Regions from separate parts of the Homo sapiens genome. Here region 1 is linked to region 2. A link is a loop called in an ENCODE intact Hi-C map of the cell type or tissue named here. Cell type or tissue: natural killer cell. All regions are shown on one strand.

The links. A loop is a pair of places that touch in the nucleus more often than their neighbours do. Peaks named below come from ENCODE experiments on the same cell type or tissue, not always from the same donor. Only the 100,000 strongest peaks of a DNase experiment are listed, where the experiment ranks them.
Region 1: it touches region 2 in a loop (7-fold over the local background); 4 of 110 quality-filtered maps call a loop at or near these places.

Annotation. Positions count from the first base shown.
Region 1 is chr2:144,594,982-144,602,981 of GRCh38, forward strand. No RefSeq gene overlaps it. Among named protein-coding and RNA genes, the nearest start is that of TEX41, 69 kb to the right of the region's middle. In natural killer cell, no CTCF peak of the experiment used is centred here; DNase peaks (open chromatin) are centred at 1,450 and 3,390; H3K4me3 peaks cover 862 bases; H3K27ac peaks cover 5,426 bases.
Region 2 is chr2:144,656,164-144,664,163 of GRCh38, forward strand. No RefSeq gene overlaps it. Among named protein-coding and RNA genes, the nearest start is that of TEX41, 7.8 kb to the right of the region's middle. In natural killer cell, no CTCF peak of the experiment used is centred here; a DNase peak (open chromatin) is centred at 3,738; H3K27ac peaks cover 2,326 bases.

The DNA.
Region 1 (8,000 bases), 61 kb before region 2:
TAGGATTTGCTTGGAATGTAAAATACATTTCAAGCTTGAGGAAGAACAAGACTAGATAAATTCATAACAATTAGCCCTTCTTTTCTTTTCCAGAATGATTGAGAAGGGGAGGAATTGATCCCATTCTACTTGGGGGCAATTAGGCTTTCAGTCTGTGGCTCAGTTCACAAGCATCTGATGCCAGTGGTGCCAAGGTCAAGGGTTTGATCCTCATGTGGGTCAGTTTGCTGCGTGTTTTCTCAACAGATTGTGTGGAAAGTGTGCAGTCACTGGGAAATGCCGGTCATTAAGGGGACTGGTGAACAGATGGGTGGTAGGTGAAAATCTAGCCTCACTCCTGGAAAAACAAAGCCCGTGCCATACTGTCTTTTTTTTTTGTTTTTTTCATCTGGACAGAATGCACCACTTAAAATGTGAGCTTGTTACTCAACCTTCCTTCATCTCTGTTTCCTCATCTGTAGAACGGAGATAAGATTTGCTCCCTTTCTACCTCACCAGGATCTGTGAAGATTAGATAATGGCTGTAAAGTCCTTATACAAAGGTACATACATTACCATAAACAAAGAGATTAGCTGACAAATAAAAAAGAAAATATTGAAAGGACCCCCCAAAGTGTATTGCCTAATACTTTTGCATTAGTATCAGTAGTTTGCAGTGCAATCCATTTGGAGTTTGGTTTGGCTGAAAAAAGTTAGGTGTGAGTTGTATAACCTCTCTATTAGTAAGGATAAAAAAATGGTTTGATAGTGAACATTTGTATTAATAAAAACAAAGTGGGCTTTGAATCTGAAACAGGTTTCATTTGAAAAGGAGGTGAAGGCAAAGGTCTCTAGGAACATATGTGCCACTGAGCAATATTTGCATATATTTGATCTGCAAGCACGCTTCAGTGATTTTCACAGTATACCTTGGAGTTTAGGTTGTAGCAAAGAGCCGTTACCATTGCTCAGCAGCACGATCTACTCTCTCCAGCTTTATTATGGCATACAGCGACAACTTCATTTTTAGTGTTAAAAAAAATCCTCTTCACTTAATTCAGACAGTGACCTGCAGGCCTCATTCTGACTGAAGGAGCCATTCAGAATACTTCCAGACAAAAGCAGGGCTTTTTCCTAGCAACCAGATCAAAGCCAAATCTCCCAGAATAGCTCCCTCCCAGGTTTCCTTTGGCGCATAGGTTCACAAGGATTGTAAGGCTCGTGGTATCCAGTTCAAACTTCTCTTTCACACTGCAATGGAAAGGAAAACTCCTGAGGAATTTTCACAGACTCTGAAAGCTGGCGAGCCTTGCAAAGAGCACTTAATCCTGGGAGAACATGGTGGTCATTGGGAGCATCCCTAACTTTGTTATCGCCTGCATCTGCATGTACATTCTGTCGGACTCTCAGAGAATGAGGTCTCTGTTTCCTTTCTGCCAGTACCTAATATCAGCTATGCCCAGGAGCCGGCTGATGAAGACTTCCTGTTTGTTTTGAGTCACTGTTAGAGTGATAAATATACTTTAGCTTTCTGCTTCGAGAGGAAAGAAACCAGCTGCCCTGAACTGAAGAGAAAAATGCAGAAATTCCACTGAATGGCCCTGTTATCATGGAGTTTCAAGGGCAGCATAAAAATGAAAACTATAAGCCTGGGCAAAATGAATAATTTCCATATTAAAGCATTTTGCTGCATGCATAGACCTAAGTTGTTTGTCTTTAATCATTTAGGCGAACCATGCATTTTTCACTCTTCTAAGACTAACTCAGCGTTTAGAAATTTTTAAAAAATGTAAACTTACACTACAGAGTAATGGTAAGTTATATAAATAAACAATTACAGTTGTGGTTTTTTGATCTGACCACAAGCTTTTAATGCCACTTTTTTTTTTTGCATGAACATATAATGCTTCTGGATAAACAATAATGTTTACATTGTCAGGGCATCTACTGTTGTATTGAGTCATTTACATACATGATTATTTGGATATAGAGTAACCCAAGAACAAAAGAATATTATAAAATTATTTAAAACCAGAATGACAGGAAATCCTTTACAGCTTAAATAGCACTTCTTAAATGAACTCATAGACTTTCTAAGTTGTGTTTATATCTCATTTTTGTCCTTTTATTTTGAATAAAATAAAAGGATGTTGGATTTGATGACCAGTGTCCTTTGAGTGGAAATTACTATGTTAACTCTGACCTGGAAGACAGTGAATTTAGAATGCTTGTTAATGTGAATGTCGTGATCACTGCATTCGGCGGGCTTTTCTTTTTTAGGCTTGGTATAGACTTGACTTCTAGAAGTTGCGAGTTGGAAAACATGGCAACAATTTGCATGTGCTTGGAGTGGGTATGAGTTGCTTATTTCCTCCCAGTAGGTATGGTCTCATTAAAACTATTTCTAATAGTAGAAGATGAGTAATTTGCTAATAATCTATGATAAATCTTTCTGTCCAGGATAAAAGAAATGTTTAATTAGGAAATTCAAAATAAAATTAGCATTAACACTTTCATGCTGTCAAATTAGTGATGTAGACAGGGAGGCAGGATGGTGTGCATCGGCCTTATGTCAATGTATCTGGATGCATTTGTAAATTAAGACTTAAAAATGCACATGATTAGCTGTATGTAAAAAGGTTCCTCAACATACTAAAGTCAATGATTGGGCCATCAACACAGCGGCTTCCTAGATGGGAGAATTCCAGCGCCAAAGGCTTAATGGAGAATGGGTCCTTAGCCTTTAAAATCTCACATCAAAGGAAAATCATGTGAAAGCGGCAACCCATAAAGGAGGACATGCATTTAGAGATGCTCTGCACATTAGTTAAAACAAAGCCAATTATGCTAAATATTGTTTTTACATTATAAATATGTTGTATGTACTGTGTGTCTTTTTTATATTCTCACTTTACTGACAGAGGGAGGAGGAGAAGGAAGTATTTTTAAAACATGACTAAGGATGGAAGGATTAAAGGACCGAATAATATATTTTCTTGTCATAATGGAGACCTGTAAGTACATGAACTTAGAAATAATAGAACCAGAGAATGGATGGTATTAGGAGGAGAGGAAAACAAATAGCAAAGCCAATATTTTCTGTGGGTAGGAAAGAAGGGTATAAAATTTATTAGATAAGTGTATTGCAAAGCCAAGTATGGCAGGGAACAATTTTAGTGGATATATCTGCTTCTGTACTTTTAAGAGGAGGTTAGAATTTGACATAAATAGATGAGATGGGGTTTAGGTGAGGTGTTTTTGGTAAAATCTATCATTTAAAATAAAATGGAACTTTAATTGGGTGGGACCTATCACTTACCAAATGTAAAAAGGTGTGATAAAACCGCGCTTTACTTTTTTCAGCACTAATGAATGTCAAATACCTAGTGCTGAAGTGAAACTATTATGGTCAAATTGACGCTACACATGTCAAATCGTCATTCTTCTCAGCAACAGTAATTGCTTAGATTGTTTAAAACTAGCTTTGGTTGTGATGGTACATTTGTGATCCAGCCTTAAGGAATGAAAAAGCTGTAGGAATTCTCCCCACTTATAACCAACATCCATTTCTACATGATTGAATAAGAACATAATAATCACTTCTTATGTTTGCAGATTACACTACAATTTACGAAATGCTTTCACTTGTAACACTTTGAGTGATCCTTGGTTGTGTCTGGTTCTGGTTGTAAATGGGAACAGTAACAGGTAGTCCTCTGTCCTATGCCAGTGGCCATGATGCCAGCAATGTGGTTCCTTTTTAGGGGGCAGCCATGTCCCCCACCCTGCCTAACAACATTTCAGGAGCATCTTCCTATGAAGCAGATGCTGGAAAATGAGTATTTTTGAGTGTAGTCACTTGTAGAAAAGTGAAATCAAAATGTGTTCCATAGCAATTAACCCCATATTTCCCTAAACTTATCGTGACACCACATTCCTGATCACAAGAGTTTTAGACTGTTCTTTTGAAGAAGGTGAGGAATAGGCAGGGGAATAACGACTACGAGATATTTAGAATCATTTACTGTGTGAGTGAAGGCTTTTAAAAAAGAATTCATTTACTGGAAGTAATGAGGATGAGGAGGGGTTTTTCACACCTGTTTTCACACTTATGAGGTGATAAGTCCAGCCCTCACGAATAAAATGGCAGGTTTCACACTAAACCCACCCAGGCATACTCCTCTAGTCTCCTAACTCATTTATTCTTTGAGAATAAAGAGTCAGAGGCAAGATCGCTTGCTCAAATGAGTGTCGGAGAGTAGTTCCTGTCATTCTTGCTTTGCCATGCTGTCTTCCAGATAGATGTATATGCCATGATCTGCATATCATGTATGGATCTCCAGACCACCATTGCTAGTCTCCAACGACTTTCACTCTAGACCAACAACCTTCTTCTTTGTACTATTACTCTTGATCTTTATATTCAGTGAATTAGACAACTGCATTTATAAATTTTACCAACTGGACTCACACAGTTTTTACATGTCTTGGGTCCTCTTGACCACCATTTCTATCCTGCTTCAGGTACTCATTGACATGAATGTAATTTAATTCACACCATATTTCACCTCTCAAAATGCCTATGTGGTCACAATCTAGAGTCATGGAATGTTTCTTCAAGTGGAATCAACCTCAGAGATTATGTAGGGCAATATCTAAAAACCAACGAACAGAACTCTTGTTTACTGACTCTCAGGCTCATTCTTTAGCATTTTTCATCAGGTCAGGAAATGCCACCCTCATCTACACAGTTGTTGAAAAGAAAAACTCCCAGGACTCCTGCTTGATTCTTATGACCTTCACCACCCTCTATCTAGTCATCAGTCAATCTTATCTTCTTGCTATCTTGAATCTATCCAATTCATTTTCAAGAGCCAGCCATCATCTCTCACCTTGATATGGTAAAAGCTTAAAATGCACCTCCTTGCTGCATATTCTCTCACATTTTCCTGTGTTATTTTCTACATATCACTTTCTGAAACTTTGTTTGTGGATTTGCTTCCTTTGTGATTTTCTGGCTTTGCTACCTCTTAGTAGGATATCAGTTCCAGGAGAGTGGATACACTGAGTATAGAGTGCAACATCAGAGGCACTCAATGAATATTTGTTGAGTAAATGAATTCCTACTACACAGACTAGAAATATGGGTCACAAAGAAGTTAAGTGCATTTCTAAGGCTCACAAGATTAGTTAGTAAATCTACAGCTAGAATTTAGGACTCGATTCTCTGTCTAAAGCTCTTGTCATTTACCATATTGTGGCTACTATTATTATTACCTTGTAAGACTGTATTATATAGATTTAGGAATGCTGTCCTCAGAGCTTCTGGCTTGCACTGTGGGGCTGTCTGGAAAGTGAGTGCAACTAATTATAAGATCAGTAACTAAGTGGCTGGCTAAAGTCCAAGACAGACCTGTTGCAATAAATTCTACTCTTTAGCAAAATTTTAGCATACTGTCCAATGTAGGTAAGTAGCTTTAAAGACCTCTGCAAACTTCAACCTTCTAGGTGATCATCCAATATTATTTTAGTTGTAATGTCACTTTTAAATATAAAACCATTTAATCTTTCTTTCCTTCTTTCTTTTTCCTTTTTTTCTTTCTTTCTTTTTCTCTCCTTCCTTCCTTTCCTCCCTCCCTCCCTTCCTTCCTTTTCTTTATTGATGGAGTCTTGCTATGTTGCCCAGGGTGGAGTGCAGTGGCTATTCACAGGAATGATCTTAGTGTACTACAGTCTCAAATACCAGGCCTCAAGCGATCTTCCTGCCTAAGCCTCCCAAGTGGCTGGGACCACAGGTGCATGCCACCACACCCAGCTATTTAATTTTTAATGTAGTTTTTCCTTCTGTCTCTGGGAAGTACATTTCCACCTTTTAAGGCATATCTTTCTTTCTGTGCTTGTGTTTTGAGTCCAATTTTTCAGCCTCTTTTGAGATTTTGTTTACTCATGCAGTGGTAGCCTCTTTCCTACAACCCTGCCTTTCCCTCTTCACTGCCTTCATTTGTAAGCTACAGTGCATGGGCATTAGAGTCTGGACCTCAGCTGAACCCAGGCTTTCCCACTTACAAGATTTTTGGCAGCGGACAGGTTACTTTATTCTTCTGAACCTTGATTTCCTTGCACATAAAATGGGGATAAGGGAGGGCAATTGTGTCAATTAAGTAAAAAACATGTTAACTTCCTGACATATAATATGCACCTAATGATAGCTATAAACATTATAAAAACAATCAGATTTCGCTTATCTGAAAAAAGCATTAACAGAAATGAAGACAACGCCAACATTCTCTTAGCTCTGTTCTCCCTGATTATTAATGCTTTGCTGCCTATCAATTATGTTCATGGGCAAAATTCTTGACAAATAAGCTCTATATTTATATTTTTCCCTTTCTGTTATCAGATATAACAGATATAATACTGTTATCAGATATAACAGATATAATACTGTTATCAGATATAACAGATATAATACTGTTATATCTGGACAGACTAGAAACATGTGCTGTTCAGTGTCAAATGTAACATTCTTGATTTTTCTAGGCAACCTATGGTTATTATCAGAAATTTCGTATTTCTCATGTGTCTATGTTCTTATGTTGTATTGTGAATCCCAGTCAATTAGGAGAATGAGGCAAAGTTCACTAAGCTAGCCTTGTGGTTCAAGACAGCTGGAATTTTCTACTGCAGGAGAAATATTCCATAGTCTTCTAGAGACCATCAGAAGAACCATGTGGCATCAAGTACCCTGCCTAACTGGGTCGTGGGTTCATGGATAGAGTTCTAGTCAAGATTAACATATTTAAGAATAAAGAAGCCGGCCGCGGTGGCTCACGCCTGTAATCCCAGCACTTTGGGAGGCCAAGGCAGGCGGATCACGAGGTCAGGAGATTGAGACCATCCTGGCTAACACAGTGAAGCCCCATCTCTACTAAAAATACAAAAAATTAGCTGGGTGTGGTGGCGGGTGCCTGTAGTCCCAGTTAATCAAGAGGCTGAGGCAGGAGAATAGCTTGAACCCGGGAGGTGGAGGTTGCAGTGAGCTGAAATTACACCACTGCACTCCAGCCTGGGCAACAGAGCGACACTCCATCTCAGAAAAAAAAAAAAAAGAATAAAGAGAGGTGTGCCATTACTTGGAGGAGATAAAAACAGAAATTTAGAGGGGATTAAATTGCCAATATAGGAAACATGTCTCTTTAGGTGATTCTCCCCAGGGTGATGCACCATTTTTTAGAGATAAACCGCTGGAAGGTGCAGCTGAAGATGGAACTTCATAGGAAGTTAGATAGAACTTTACAGAAATGATGACCCATTCACCATAGCAGATCTACTCTTGGGAAAGGTGAGACGTGAGTGGTATTCTCAGAACTGCCAGAAAAATCTTGTCATAGATTGTGTAGATCTGTCTATGGAGACAGACTTCATCTGAGGATCATGATGAACATTGGGTAGCTGCTCAGTTGGCCTGTAAATAATAATGACTTATTAGGTTATTTGACTTTCTTTTTTCTTTTTCTTTTCTTTTCTTTTCTTTTTTTTTTTTAAATTAAATGTCCTTCTGCTACACAAAGTAACCAGAGTTCTTGCAATTGTAGTTTCCAAGTATCTGCTGTGGGGCTCCAAACCAAAGACATGGAAAGCATCTAGAAAGTTACCTAGGTGTCAGCGCCGCACTCTTCTCTGGAAGAAAAGAGGCTTCTCCTATATAGAACTTGAGCAGCAACCCAGGTTGCACTCATTCTTATTTTTCTGTCCCCTAATGCGCATTACCCTACCTGGCCAAATACAAACTACCGGTTCCATGCTGACCTAACCCATCTTAAGGAATAAAATACCTACCACATATTTTCTCCTAACAGCTAAAATTATTTGAGCCAAGAGTTTCAAATGTTTTATTTTAGTTGGAATACTACAAACAGCCAGTTACTGAAGATTAAATTGGGTCAACCTTAATAGAAATGTGTTATATTCTGGTCTTATGTGAAGTACCATAGGCATTTTGAGGCCTCTGCGGTGCCTCT
Region 2 (8,000 bases):
CCTACTTACTACCACTGTGACCTTGGGCAAGACACTCCATCCAACTAAACCTCCATTTCCTCACTGGTAAAATAAGAGCAATGTACCCATCTTGTAGGTCTGTGACCAGAATTAGAGAAAAATGCTTAAGTTATGTCTTTTATTCATCTTCCATATAACACAGAAGAATAGATTGCAGTCATGGGACTCAATACTCAGATACATACTTTACATTGGTTAAAATCCAAATCATAAATACATTTTATGTTTATGTGAATTCAAACCCTCCTATGCTTTTCCAGAATTATTTGAAATGTTAGTAAGCCTTCTTTGTAAAGCTCATTTTCAGTTTAAACAGCGTCAAATAAAATCGTATTTTGACATCTGGAACACTAACACAACTAGACGATAAGTTTTTAAAAAAATGTTCAAAATTTAAATAGAGAAAAATAAATCTAGCTCCTCAATGTAAAATCTGAAGGGAAAACTTTGCCATCCTCTGATTTTTGGGCTTGGTCTATTGGACAAAATGATGAGAGTAATTTTTTAAATAATCAGGTTATTATTTTTTCACATACAGATAAGAAATCATTTAGCAGATGAAGGTTAGTAGGGGTTAGTCATGCATAAAGGAAATTTCTTAGGTTTGTATGGGAGTGGCAGCAATAAGTGAGGTTGGTCATTCTGCATGTGCCAAGGACTGGAACAAAAAGAATAGATGTCTTCCAGTAAGAGGGCCAAATTTCTAAGGTGGCTTCAAAGCATTCTAAAAAATAATTATGGCTACACTTTAGATTTTCTTTCTATGCAATTACAGCAATTTTAGAGGAGAGGTTTCTAGTTACATTACATCAAACTGAAAAGTTTTTTTTTTTTCTTTTTTCTTTTTTTGAGACGGAGTTTCACTCTTGTCATCCAGGCTGGAGTGCAATGGTGCGATCTTGGCTCATTGCAACCTCCGCCTCCCAGGTTCAAGCGATTCTCCTGCCTCAGCTTCCTAAGTAGCTGGGATTACAGGCGCTCGCCACCATGCCCGGCTAATTTTTGTATTTTTAGTAGAGATGGGGTTTTGCCATGTTGGTCAGACTGGTCTCGAACTTCTGACCTCAGGTGATCTGCCCACCTCAGCCTCCCAAAGTGCTGGGATTACAGGTGTGAGCCACCATGCCCAGTCCATAATTGTTTGTTTTTCCTTAGTTGGCTCACCTCAACCCTCCTCCCCCACCACAGAAGGCAGGTAGTAGAAAAATCAAAAACTGTTCTCTCAAACTGACAGAGAAAATTGAATCTATATGAAGGCAAAGGTGCAACTGGCCAAATTTGTCCTTCTTTCCAAATAAATTTTATGTATAGATGATTAAGCAGTGTATGGACACCTTTATCCTCTTTCTACCTGCCATCAATTTCTTATAATAAATTCTCTCTAAAAATAAGGATATTAAAATCAGTGTTACATTCAGCTGCTGGCTTTCAGTTTTTAGACTTTGATTGTTCAGTTGTATGCTAATTAAGACAAACTTCTAGCCATAAAGTTCTTTGACATATCTTTTCTCAGGGTAAAATGAATGTGGCACCTAAATAGTTTGAAAATCCAGTTTAATTTAGAAAAGGCAAAACCAAACCATAGGTATAGAGAGCTATAAGTATTATCTAGATTTATCAGTTGAATTACTTGTGCTATTTAAAGACCAGAGAAGTTCCGTTTTTAATACATTATTGTTATTTTTCTGAAATATCTGACTGTAACAGAAGGGACTTATAATAATATATTATGATTTGCTCATAGTCTGATGGCTACAGATCCTGAGATATTACTCATCTTCTTCATCTGTTTGCTTTTATGTATGTTCATCTCAGTATTAAATAGAATATTAAATGATAGATTTTTCATAAAGTAGGACTCTAATAGAATTTAAACAGGGAAATCCAAACATACATTATGAATAATTGCATATAAAAATTGCAATTCTTATGTAGTTTATCAGGATGAAAATGAAATAATAGCTCATCATCACTGTGTAAAGCCATCAGGTTTATGTGATGTTAGGAAAAATCCTCTTAAGGTCAGATAATTATTTTGTGAAATAAGCAGAATTCCCTATTATAATTTGTGAAAACTTTAAAACTAGATGAATTGATATTATGCTTCTAAAATATTTTTTTCAATTATTTGCACCCAGAGTCTTATGACTCCTTAGTCAGATTTTGTGCATTTTCTCCAAGTACATTATTTTCTTTTAAAAAGCTAGCCTCAGTGGGGCTGAGAGAACTCAAGAGGCACATACATAAATTGTCTTAATTTCTGAGAAGTGTGGGTCTGACAATCACTTAAAACAATATAGTTGATATGGCTGTCAGGACAGACTCTTTTCAAAAGAATGTTTTTATAGAATATCATCATGACACTTTGCTCAGATGGATGTCTTTAACAGTATTTGATTAATGTAACGTAATAAAAGAGATGCACACCAAAGTGTCTGTACATGTCTTGTTAAGTATGTTTGATTCATTATATGTGGTTCTCAGTTCTTTCCTCTTTCCACAGTTCACTTTTTATCATTTCAATAATATATCTATAAATATGAAAAAGTTGGCCCTTTCAAAGTCTTTGACATATATAGCTATTAATTCATAACTCTAAAAAATCGTATCTTTCAACCTGTCATTTTAAAGCTTGTAGAGTTTATTACAGCAAGTAACCTGTGTTAGAAATTAGATTTTGAACTTTAGCAAGAAGATAAATAAGCTCATGTACCTAAATGTTAAAGAAAAGATACCTAGACATAGTTCTAAGTTAGAATGATATGAAAAGATCACTTATTAAAGATTATAATTTTAAACTCCCTGAAGATAATATTAAAGTTTATATTGTTTACCAGTTTCCCACTTATTTTGTTTTCCATCTCCAGATATCAATCATTGAGCAAGCTTGTTATAAACAAAGCTCTCCAATTACAGTTCCATGATCATCTTTGTTGCAATGAGTTGATGAGTTCAACTTCATGGTTTATATACCAATGACATAGAAGGTTTTAAGTAAAAGTATTCTGATGGCATACTAATAGTAGTACAATTGAGTATCCCTAATTTGAATGTCTGAAATCTGAAATGCTCCAGATTCTGAAACTTTTGAGCACTGATAGGACACTGAAAGGAAATGCTCATTGAAACATTTCAGATTTTCAATTTTTGGATTAGGGATGCTGAACCAGCATAATGCAATAAAGGAAAAAAAAAAAAGGTCCAAAATCTGAAACTCTTCTGGTTCTAAGCATTTTGGATAAGGGATACTCAACCTGCCTTTATTTATATACACATTTTAGGTGTTACTGTTTTAACAGGGGTAAGCCCTGTATGGTAGATGCTCTTTTACTTGCATTTCACTGATGAGGAAGCTGAGGCAGAAATCACATGCCCCAGATCATACAGATGCTAAGGGGCCGAGCTGGGCTTAAAATTCAGCAGTCTGGCTCTGAAGCTCTTGAACTCCTTGAGAGAGCGCTAAACTTGGAATGTTTTCTTCGTGGTGCCTTTGGTCCTGCTTCATATTCTTTAATGCATAGGTAACAGCTTGGCTCCCTCACTTCCCACGCTCCTTTTCTTGGTTCAATTAAGCAAATCATGGCCCAACATCAGGGTAGCAAGCCTGCAGTGTTCCACGTAATGAGCTGTGACTCATGGATGATTTGGGGGTTTTGGGTGCCAGGCTAGCACATCATGTGTGAATAAGCTTGTGGCAGGGGCTGAGGGTGAGGCCTGAGGACATGGTTTATGTTGGAGCCTCGCGGTGTTCTGGGTGACTCATGTACACTCAACCGCAGAGTCATGAACCGCTTGCACACACCCAATGTCAGGTTCACTCCGAGGCTGTTCTCCCACAGCCATTTTACAACTCTATCTGTGAAAAGCACAGAACGTATTTTGACCTTTTCACCGTGGGATCCTGAAGGGGACTTAAAGAACAGCCTTCAGGTCCTGCTGGTCCCTTCCTGGGAAGACTTTTATTCCCTCGGAGCTAAGAAAGACACCTAGATGGTGCCTTCCTCTCTCTTGTGCTGCTTGGAAGGCATGGGCTTTGGGGTCAGCTAGACCCTGGGCTAGCTCTTGGTTATGTTCCCAACACCTCTGAGACCTTGGGCAACTGACTTATTGTTCTTGGACATGGCTTTCTTTGAAAACCATAAAACTTATAGAATGGGATGGGAGCATTTTAAAATACATTTATGGGAAATTAACACAGAAGACCTTGTTTAAACATTATTTTTAGTGGTCAGCCAATGGCTTCAGCTTAGGAATGACTGAGGCAAAAGCACTAATTAAGGATGGTAATTTTATTCATCTTTGTATCTGTTTAGTGTCAAGTTGTAGGAAGAGAGGGTTTAAAATATGAGCTAGTAACCCCCCCACACCCCGAGACTCTTTAAAACTATGAATAAAGTTAAGAAAACTGTGCAAGAACTAAGAGAAGGTCAAAGGAAAAGAAGCGATGGACATTGTAGGTTCGAAGCACACCAGGCACCTTCCAGGAGAGGAGAAAGTTCAGGAATGTGGCCCTCCCTGCACTGCAAATCCCTTTGTGGCCCCTTCAAGCCTCTAAGCTCTTTTACCTCAGCTCATCATTAATGCTGATCTCCCCAGGTAGGGGAGAGGAGGTGGACTTAGGAGGCTTAACTACATTGCTTAGGATTGTATATTTCAGAGACACTGACTGATGTGAGTCACACAATTATAGTTCTGAGTCCTCCTCTGTTCTTGAGTATAGAGATTGGAGAGGAAAGCTGTGTTTGTGATTTTAGAGTGCCCGGGTCAGGCACTTCCTTTTTGTATGTGTTTTGGGCAAGCCCCTTACCTTTTGGAGCCTAACTTACCACCCCTGGGAAGTGAGGGAACTGAACTTAGTGCTCTCTAAGGCCCTGTTTGAGTTTGCATGCCATTGACTCTGGACTTTTCTAAATAAACAAGTAAACTTACAGTTACCATGGAGAATGTCTGTGTCCTTGCTGATCATTGTAAATGTCCCTGATGTCAAAATGCAGGATGATAAAAAGTGAAGTTGAAAAATGAGGAAGGAGTGTGACAGGGAGTGATCTTAATCGTTTTGCAGGGTGTGCACTTTTTAGGCTGCCTAAGGGCAGAATTGAAATATATGCCTTCTGCCAGCATATTTCAGAGTCAGCCGAACTACATTTTGGTTAGGAACTACCTTGTCCAGAAAGAGAGGGGATGATAATCAAAGCAAGGGCAGTCCCAGAGCTCAGATGATCCCTTTTTCCTGGTGAAGGATATCCTTGGATGGTTGATTTTCTATTGAGCCTTTAAAAGAGAACGCTAGGCTTAACAAAGGGTCAAGAGTCCACAGCTGAGGAGGCCGAGAGGAGCCAGGGAAAGGAAGTGGTTTAAAAGACTTACTGCTATTATATTAGTAATAAATTTTTTCGAATTTATTATTGAAATTTATATATATATTTCAAAAATATACCAAAATAGAGTGAAGTGTATGATGGATCTCTACATTCCTATCAAGAGTCAACCATCAATTCATGGCCAATCTAGTCTAACCTGTATCTTCATTTAATCTTGTTTTAACAAAATTCTTTTGAGACAAATCTTGTTCAATTTCATCTGCAAATATTTCCAAAGGTATTTCTAAAATTAAGGGCCTTTTTAATTTAAAAGGCAAATGCAATAATGTTAAAACATCTAAAAATTAACAAAAAATTTTTAATTGTATTCACTAGCAAGTCAATGTTTAAATTTCTCCAATTGCCTCATATACATATTTTTTTAAAAATTTGTCTGAATCTCGATCCTAATAAGGTCCATAGAAAGCTATTGGGGAATATGTGTCTTAAGTCTCTTTTACTCTACAGGTTTCCTTCCATCTTTCTTTCTTTCTTTCTTTCTTTCTTTCTTTCTTTCTTTCTTTCTTTCTTTCTTGTGAAGAAACTAGGCCATTTTTTCCTGTGAATTTTCTGATTTTGATGATTAAATTTCTGTGTTATCTTTTGATATGTTCCTCAGTCTTTTCTATTTCCTGTAAATTGATATCTAAATGTATGATTAGATTCAATGAGTTTTTTTTGGCAAATATATTTCATACATGTGTCATGTATTCTATTAGGAGACAAACAATGCTTGATAGTCTCTTTTTTGTGGTATCAGTAGCCATTATTAATCATTGTCCAGATCCCTTAATTCATTAGAGGCTGCAATACAATATATTCATTCTATGAATATAATTCCTTTTAATCTAGTAGTTGTAATATTTCTAGAAGAAACTTTTCCTGTTTGATTACACTGAGGAAATATATGTTCATTATATTATCTGTATGTAAAACCCAGGCTAAATACTGGATTTAACCCCTCATTTCCAGTTTCAGCCTATTTTGCAGCCTTCTTCAGAAGTGACCAATGATAGCTGTGTGTGTTTTAAATTGTATTTTTTTGAATGCATGGACTTAAAAATATTTAGCCTGGAAATTTTCGAGTCAGATGAATATAGGTTTGAGCTCTGGCCCTGCCTGTTACCTCAGAGAGTCTTTCCCTTTCTTCTCATGGCTAAAGCCTAGTCACTTTGGGCTCTCATGGGTCTTCTGTAGGGAAGCTTTCCTTAACTTTCCTGAGAAGGGCAAATGAATCTCTCTGAGACTCAGTTTTCTCATCTATAAAATAGGGGCCATACTACTGATGCCATCTGACATAGTTGTGAAGATTAAGTGAGATAGTGAGTACAGAACCATCCATTATAGGCATTCAAAGTTCTCCACTTTTATTGTTATTTTGTATCTAACAACTTTGGACACTTAACTCCTGTGGTGAATTGTTTTGCTATTATCTCTATCTTGAAAGTATTGTTGGAGAAACAATCATGAAAAAATATTTTTCTACTTCTGTTTATGAAGATGCAAAGTCACATGGCAAATTATCAATATTTTTTATGAAGATGCAAAGTCACATGGCAAATTATCAATATCTAAAATGTTCTGAAAGGTGGAAGAGAAAGAAACAGTATTCAAGAGTCTTGTCCCAAGGTGTTGTGGGGGAGACAAGGTAATAATTGAGAACTATATATAAAAATAAGTACAAAGAATTATATGAAGCAATTAAATCTGATGGGCTGGATGGACTTACTTACGTTAGGGAAGGGTGTCTAGGTACATTGGATTCAAAAGCGGAGGAAGAAACTACTTTGGAGGAGTCTTTGTGAGTGGAAGGGAAATCCTGAAGTTAGGGTTGGTCTCCTTCTCAAAAAAAGGAAGTTGTTGCTTTAGGAGGGTTGACTAAATACCCTGACAATACTCACTTGACTAAAAATATCTCTTCCATGGGCTTGAAGTCCTAAAGCCAGAACCAGAAGCGTAGCTTGTTCCTGCTGCACACCGTTCTGTGTTCCACCTCCGGAATCTTGCCCAGGCTTATCCTTCCTCGGGAATGTCCTTCTTGTTTGCCTTCTTCACCTGCTTACTCCCACTTATTTTACACGATGCCAGGAGTCAGGGCTTTAGAGGGTCTTTCTCAGTCCCTTCCTTTACTGCACCATTGGGGTAGGGCCTCAGTGACGTTTTCCCATCTTATCCTGTACACGTTCCCATCACAGCATTCATCATACTGCTCATATCCACTGACTTCTCTGGACTCCAAGCACCACAAGGGTAGAGACTCTCTTAATCTTCTCTGTAACCTCAGCACAGTGGCCAGCACATATGTGTGCTTAAGAAATAATAAATACAATAAATTTGTAGCTGGGTGCAGTGGCTCTTGCCTATAATCCCAGCACTTTGGGATACTGAGGCAGGAGGAGTGCTTGAGCTCAGAAGTTTGAGAGCAGCCTGGGCAACATAGCAGGACCCCATCTCTACTAAAAATAAAAAAAAATCAGCTAGGCATTGTGGCCCGTGCCTGTAGTCCCAGCTACTTGGGAGGCTGAGGCAGGAGGATCACTTGAGTCCAGGAGTTGAAGGCTGCAGTGATCTATGATTGTGACACTGTACTCCCCCTGGGCAGCAGAGGGAGACCCTGTC